Linked DNA regions of Homo sapiens: region 2 is linked to region 1. The links are chromatin loops, found by intact Hi-C in ENCODE. Cell type or tissue: CD4-positive, alpha-beta T cell. All regions are shown on one strand. Each heading gives the region's core, and the rest is flanking DNA. Links, peaks and the distances in the headings are about the cores only. Region 1 holds the start of TMEM116 (transmembrane protein 116). Region 2 overlaps SH2B3 (SH2B adaptor protein 3).

What was found. A loop is a pair of places that touch in the nucleus more often than their neighbours do. Peaks named below come from ENCODE experiments on the same cell type or tissue, not always from the same donor. Only the 100,000 strongest peaks of a DNase experiment are listed, where the experiment ranks them.
Region 2: it touches region 1 in a loop (2.6-fold over the local background); 2 of 110 quality-filtered maps call a loop at or near these places.

What each region holds. Positions count from the first base shown.
Region 1 is chr12:112,012,203-112,015,100 of GRCh38, reverse strand. TMEM116 (transmembrane protein 116) reads left to right here and starts at 1,936. Exons shown (of 11, transcript NM_001193531.2): 1 at 1,936-2,099. ERP29 (endoplasmic reticulum protein 29) reads right to left here and starts at 1,675. Exons shown (of 3, transcript NM_006817.4): 1 at 1,492-1,675. The coding sequence starts at 1,635. RefSeq lists enhancers at 202-341, 2,012-2,201, 2,072-2,898 and silencers at 1,342-1,431, 1,772-1,851. In CD4-positive, alpha-beta T cell, for the core only: a CTCF peak has its summit at 1,584; DNase peaks (open chromatin) are centred at 820, 1,160, 1,790, 2,310 and 1 weaker place; H3K4me3 peaks cover 2,500 bases; H3K27ac peaks cover 2,284 bases.
Region 2 is chr12:111,409,574-111,412,471 of GRCh38, reverse strand. The region is part of intron 1 of SH2B3 (SH2B adaptor protein 3); the gene reads right to left. Among named protein-coding and RNA genes, the nearest start is that of SH2B3, 5.1 kb to the right of the region's middle. RefSeq lists a silencer at 2,366-2,515. In CD4-positive, alpha-beta T cell, for the core only: no CTCF peak of the experiment used is centred there; DNase peaks (open chromatin) are centred at 1,141, 2,295 and 2,545; H3K4me3 peaks cover 714 bases; H3K27ac peaks cover 2,500 bases.

The DNA of each region.
Region 1 (2,898 bases), core at 232-2,731:
GCAATTCTCCTGTCTAAGCCTCCCGAGGAGCTGGGACTACAGGTGTCCACCACCACGCCCAGCTAATTTTTGTATTTTTAGTAGGGACGGGGTTTCACCTTGTTGGTCAGGCTGGTCTCAAACTCCTGACCTCAGGTGATCTACCCGCCTCAGCCTCCCAAAGTGCTGGGATTACAGGCGTGAGCCACTAAGCCCGGCCTACACTTTTAAATTCTTGAAACTTTGCCTTGAATGAGCTGCAAGTGCCAAATCCACGACAGGGAACGCTTGAAAATAGGAGACTTCAACCACTGGAGACAACTACTTCTTGGTTTCACTTCCCCACAATGAGTACAAAACCTGAAAATGAAATGACTGGCTCTCTCGCAACACTAAGCTTGCCCATCTCCTAGAGGAAGTTAAAAGCTGCTCGTGGGTGAAGACAGGTGCAAGAGGAGGGGACTGGGACTGCGGTGTTGCATTCAGCCACCATTTCCAACCGTCCATTTACTCAGGCCAGGATCCCTAATTCTGCAAAAATGGAAGGGGGGAAAGGCGGAGGTAGTGGCAAATTCTTCCATGCCTTGACCCAATTTTACTGATTTTGTTGCCAACCCCAAGATGTTTCCTACAACAGCTATCCCCAACCTTTTTGGCACCAAGAACTGGTTTCATGGAAGACAACTTTTCCACGGGGTTGGGTGGTTTCGACATGAACCTGTTTCGCCTCAGATCATCAGGCATTAGATTCTGATAAGAAGCACACAACCTGGATCCCTCACATGCGTAGTTCACAATAAAGGTCGTGCTCCTATGAGAATGTAATGCCGCAGCTGATGTAACAGGAGGCGGAGCTCAGGCTGTAGTGCTAGCTCGCCTGCCGCTCACCTCCTGCTGTGCGGCCCGGTTTCTAACAGGCCACCGACGGGCCTGGTGGTTGGGGACCCCTGCTTTACAGGGTGGCTGAACTGAAGCTTATTCTTCACGCTTGCACTATTCAAGATGTATGATATCTGATCATTGTTTGCACACTGCAAAGCAGGCTGCAATCCAACCCTGGGAAGAGGGGCGCGGACACGCAGGCTAACGCGCCTGCATTTCCCCCCGCCAACCCCTCCCAGCTTCCACAGCCGGGAGCCCGGTGGCGTCGACCTCGCACCGCCCTCCGGTTCTCCCACTTGGGACTCGAGGGTTGGATCTCGCCAGGCACCGCCCTCTCCCCACAGGTGAAGGGAAGGGGCACCCAGTTCCCTCGGCTGCATCTTTGCAAGGGTGGATGCAAGTATAAATGCTGCAAAAGCAAGGGTGCGCCGGGGCCCTGAAGCGTGCATGCCCGGTGGTCATAACATTCTCCGCTCAGAGTCCACTAGGCCTGTAGGACGCCGGGAAGCTCTGGGACCGTTGCTACAGACCACCTCCCGTCAGCTCCCGGAATCCAGCGTCTCCCCACGGGCGCGCGCTCTTCCGGGCGCCCCGGCGGCACCTGCGCGCGACGTCCCCCGCCCCGGTTACCTTGTAGAAAGTGACCGTATCCAGGGGAAGGGCGCCCTTGGTGTGCAGGCCGCTGCCGCCATGCGGAGCGGAGAGGAGCAGGAAGCCCAGGAGAAGGGGAAGCAGCGGGGAGAGAAATGCGGCGCGGGGCACAGCGGCAGCCATATCGCCGGGTTCCTGCAGAGGGAGGTAGGTAAGCGATAGTGGAGAACGCCCCGAGTCAGCGGTCACGTGACTGGGGGGGCGGACTCACGCGCGCTCACGTGGACACCCCAGGAGGCTCCCATCTGTCTAGGGTGAGAGGGTGGGGCCACGTGAGGGGCGGGGCGAGGGAGGGGAAGCTGCTGCGCACGCGTACTCGGCGAAGCTCGCGTAGGGCCTGGGTAAAAGGGCGGGGCCACGTTGCGGGCGGGAAAATGGGCTCCTGCGCGCGCGCACTCGCCGAGTCTTCCGGCGGGTCCGCCCAGTTCCGTTCCTGCTCCGCTTGAGGAGAAGCGCCAAGTGCGCATGGGGACGCTATAGCAATTCGTTTGCTGTCCTTCCTCTCCTTCGAAGATGACAAGGCCTACCATCGTTTCTTCCTGCCTTTGGGCCGTCAGGCAGTTGGTTGGGACCCGCTCCAACCCTCGGTCAGTCTATTAGTCAAGTTCAGCCGTTATTCTCAGTCAGGCTCCGTCACCACCCTGACCCAGGCGGGCAGTGGCTCCGCGGCTTCCCTGAGCTTTTTGGCCAGGCTTGGCGGTCAGTGTGGCAAGCAGGGCCCTCTTAGGCCCGATCTGAGGTGAGCGCCTCCCCTGGGAGACGCCAGGCTCCTGGGATCCGCCCAGCCAAGGCCCACCCTCCAGGAACCCCAGACGCAATTCTAATCATTCTGTTCCGCAGGTAGTCACTCGGTCCCTGGCTTGTGCCAGACTCTGGCTTTGCCTGCGGGGCTACGGAATAAGCAGAAACAAGACCGTTGTGTGCTGAAGGCACGCACTTTGTTGGGGGAGGAGGCGGCATAGGAATAATGATCTAAACAGTGCAGTGTAATTGCTGTAAAATATTATTCCGGCTGGGCGCGTTGACTCACGTCTGTAATCCCAGCACTTTGGGAGGCCGAGGCAGGTGGATTACCTGAGGTCAGGAGTTCGAGACCAGCCTGGCCAACATGGTGAAACCCCGTTTCTACTAAAAATCAGGCGAGTGTGGTGGTGCGTGCCTGTAATCCCAGCTACTCAAGAGGCTGAGGCAGGAGAATTGCATGAACCCAGGAGGCGGAAGTTGGGGTGAGCCGAGATTTCGCCATTGCACTTCAGCCTAGGTGACAGAGCGAGACTCAGTCTCAAAAAGAAAAAAAAAGACCGTATTTTCTTATTGTAAAGAGACAGAGATTCAGCCATCCCTGCTCAGGAGCATCAGAGGAAGTTGTAGACAGGAGGTGACTTT
Region 2 (2,898 bases), core at 115-2,614, 600 kb after region 1:
CCCGCCATGGGAAGCCACAGGGGGGCCTGCCTCATGGGCTGGGCTCGGGGCGTCATGGGGAGCTGGAACAAAAGATCTTCTCAGGGGAGAGGCGGCTGCTCAGGCTGCTCCGGGCAGGAAGTTGCCAGCCCAGAGCAGTCAGCTGTAGCCCAAGCTATGGAAGGGACTGTACCAGGGAGGTTTTTTGGCCAGGAGGGCAGCCAGGCCACAGGAAGGTGGATCCCTCCCTGACCCTGGCCCAGGCAGTGGCGTTTATTGAGTGCTTACTATGTGCCAGGCTCAGAGAAAAAGCAATTGATCAGATGGTGACAACCCTGGGATCAGGGGCTGACAAGCTGTGGACAGGAAGCAATGATGATCACGCCAGGGGGACCTGGGGCCCTCAGGCTTCGACTGTAGGGTATGAGTTGGGGGCAGGGTGTCTTTGGGACACTTCTATCCCAGCACAGAGCTTCGGGGGAGCCTGGTCAGCCAGAGAAATAAACCACCTTCCCCACAGAGGGGCCCTAGCACCCAGGAGACCCCCCTCACCTGCTCAGGCTTCCTTCTGGGGCAGGAACCTCCCAGCTATGGGGGTCTCCAGGGTTTCCCCAAATCCTGCAGCCAGGTGAGGGGCAGGATGATGTGCAGAAGGAATAACTCAGCCTGGTGCATCCTTGTCCCCCACCCCCAATTCCCTCCCTGCAGCAAATACATGAAGGCAGCTAGCTGCACGCCCACCAGCTGGGGCTGGGGGGTGTCTGCATCTCAGGACCCCAAGCTCAGAACACAACCGGGTCCACCAAAGGGCTATTGAGGGCCTCGAAGCAGCAGTGGTACCTGGTGCTCCCCAAGAAGCACAGCCAGCCCCAGGCACCCTGGAGCCACCAAGTCGGTGAGAAATCGCAGGACCTTGAATCGCTGGGAACCTGGCTGAGCTGTGGGGTCCCCTTAATCCATGCCCCGCTGAGATCAGGGCTTCTCAGCCTCTCCTCTATCTAATCACCCTGGATAATAGTATAATTCGGGAGGCTGAAATTTTCCTTTTAATGATCAGGCCCACATGCAGAGAAAGCCTTTATCCATGGTAGGAATTCCCCTGCTGAGGCTTGGGGAGGATTTTTTTTTTTTTTTCTTTCTTTGAGACAGGTCTGACTGTCACCCAGGCTGGAGTGTAGTGGCATGATCACAGCTCACTGCAACCATGACCTTGTGGGTTTAAGCAGTCCTTCCAAGTATCTGGGACCACAGCCATGTGCCACCATACCCAGTTTTTTTTTTTTTTTTTTGGTAGAGACAGGGTCTCACTATGCTGCCCAGGCTGGTTTCAAACTCCTGGGCTCAAGTGATCCTCCCACCTTGACCTTCCAAAGTGCTGGGATTACAAGTGTGAACCACTGCTCCCAGCCTGGGGAAGATTTCTTAAAGTGTGGTAAATGAAGTTAAATTGGGCCAGTCCAGAGCCTCCACTCTCCCCTGCCCCAGCTCACAGATATAGGCAGGAAGTCTCACACCTTCAGAGGGGACACTTCCTCCAGGGAGGCCTCCTGGTTGAATCTAGGCCACAAGGAACATTTCTATCTTCCCCATGCCTAGCACCAACTGTTCATAGAGTCCAGACCCTGTGGCCTAAGGAGGCCCAGAGAGTTGTGGGATTCTGACACACACTGCCTGGCAGGCGGCCTGCTGCCCTTTCACAGCATTCAAGTTGCCAGACGCAGAGATGCCCACGGGAAGCAGGGGGCGAAGGCAGGGTCCCTGGGGAGGCAGAGAGGTGGGTTCTACCCCAGGCCACGGGGCAGCTGGCTGGACACTGATGCACCCTTGCTGGGGTCACCTTGTGCCCCGGGGACATTTATCAGGCCAGCACAGTCTGCCAGAACAGGAAATGTCCTCTGGCTTCCTCTGCCCACACCGCCAGCCTGACATCCCAGCCACCGCCCCAGCTAGGTTTCAGGAGGTAGGGAAAGCCAAGAACCATCTCCCTGCGGAGAGGCAGCACCATCAGAATCCCGCACGCCCCCCATCCCAAGGCCGTGGCTTCTTCCTTTCACTGCCTCTGGGTTGAGGGCAGACAGGGGAGACCCTAGGAGGGCAGCCTGTGGGTGAACCTCCTCCCCACGTGCTACTTGGGGACATCAGGAGGGACATGCGTAAGCCCTCAATTACCTCGCCTCTCGCAGCATACACTGCCCTCTCTGGGCCTCTCCTCCTTGAGATGACACCAGTGTGTGAGCTCTGAAAGGGCAGATCCCATGTCAGAGGTCCCCTTGTGTGTCCACCTCCCTGATTGATCACATTCCCAGTCTCCCAGCTGGGGCCCCCCATTGGGCGCCTGTGAGTCAGCCCCTGTGAGGAGGGCATAGACTTCCTTCCTCCCAGGCCTCCCTGGGGACACATGTCCTGGGCAGCAGCCGGCTCCCCACTGGCCAGCCGGGGGGTAGCCACATCCGGGTGGGCCCCCAGGGGCTCCAGGCCTGGCTCACAAGGAAGCCTGTGGCCCGGCCCTGCTGGCCGACCCCTGACAGGGTGGCGTGGGAGGAAAAATCTTCTATCTAACTGCTCAGCTGCCGGGTTTCCGGCTGGGGCGGGGAGTGGGGGGGCACCAGGAGGACCTGTTCCCCTGGGGAAGTGTCCTCTGCCCCTGCTGGGAGGAAGGATGGCTAGTGGTGGCCAGCAGAACCCTGGAGCCCTGGTAGAGGGATGCTTGTCACCCCGGCAGCAGGGCCCCATTGAGCAGATGTCCAGTGGTGGCCTGGTCCTGCTGCCAGGCCTCAGGACCTGCTCAGTCTCCAAGGGATCTCAAGCCCCGGGAAGCTGGGGAGGTGGGGTGCAGGACTCCTGGGTCCAATAAGGCCTGACTCAGCAAGTGACCCCGGCTGAGTCACTTCCCCTGGGCAGCCTGCCCGCCTCAGTTTC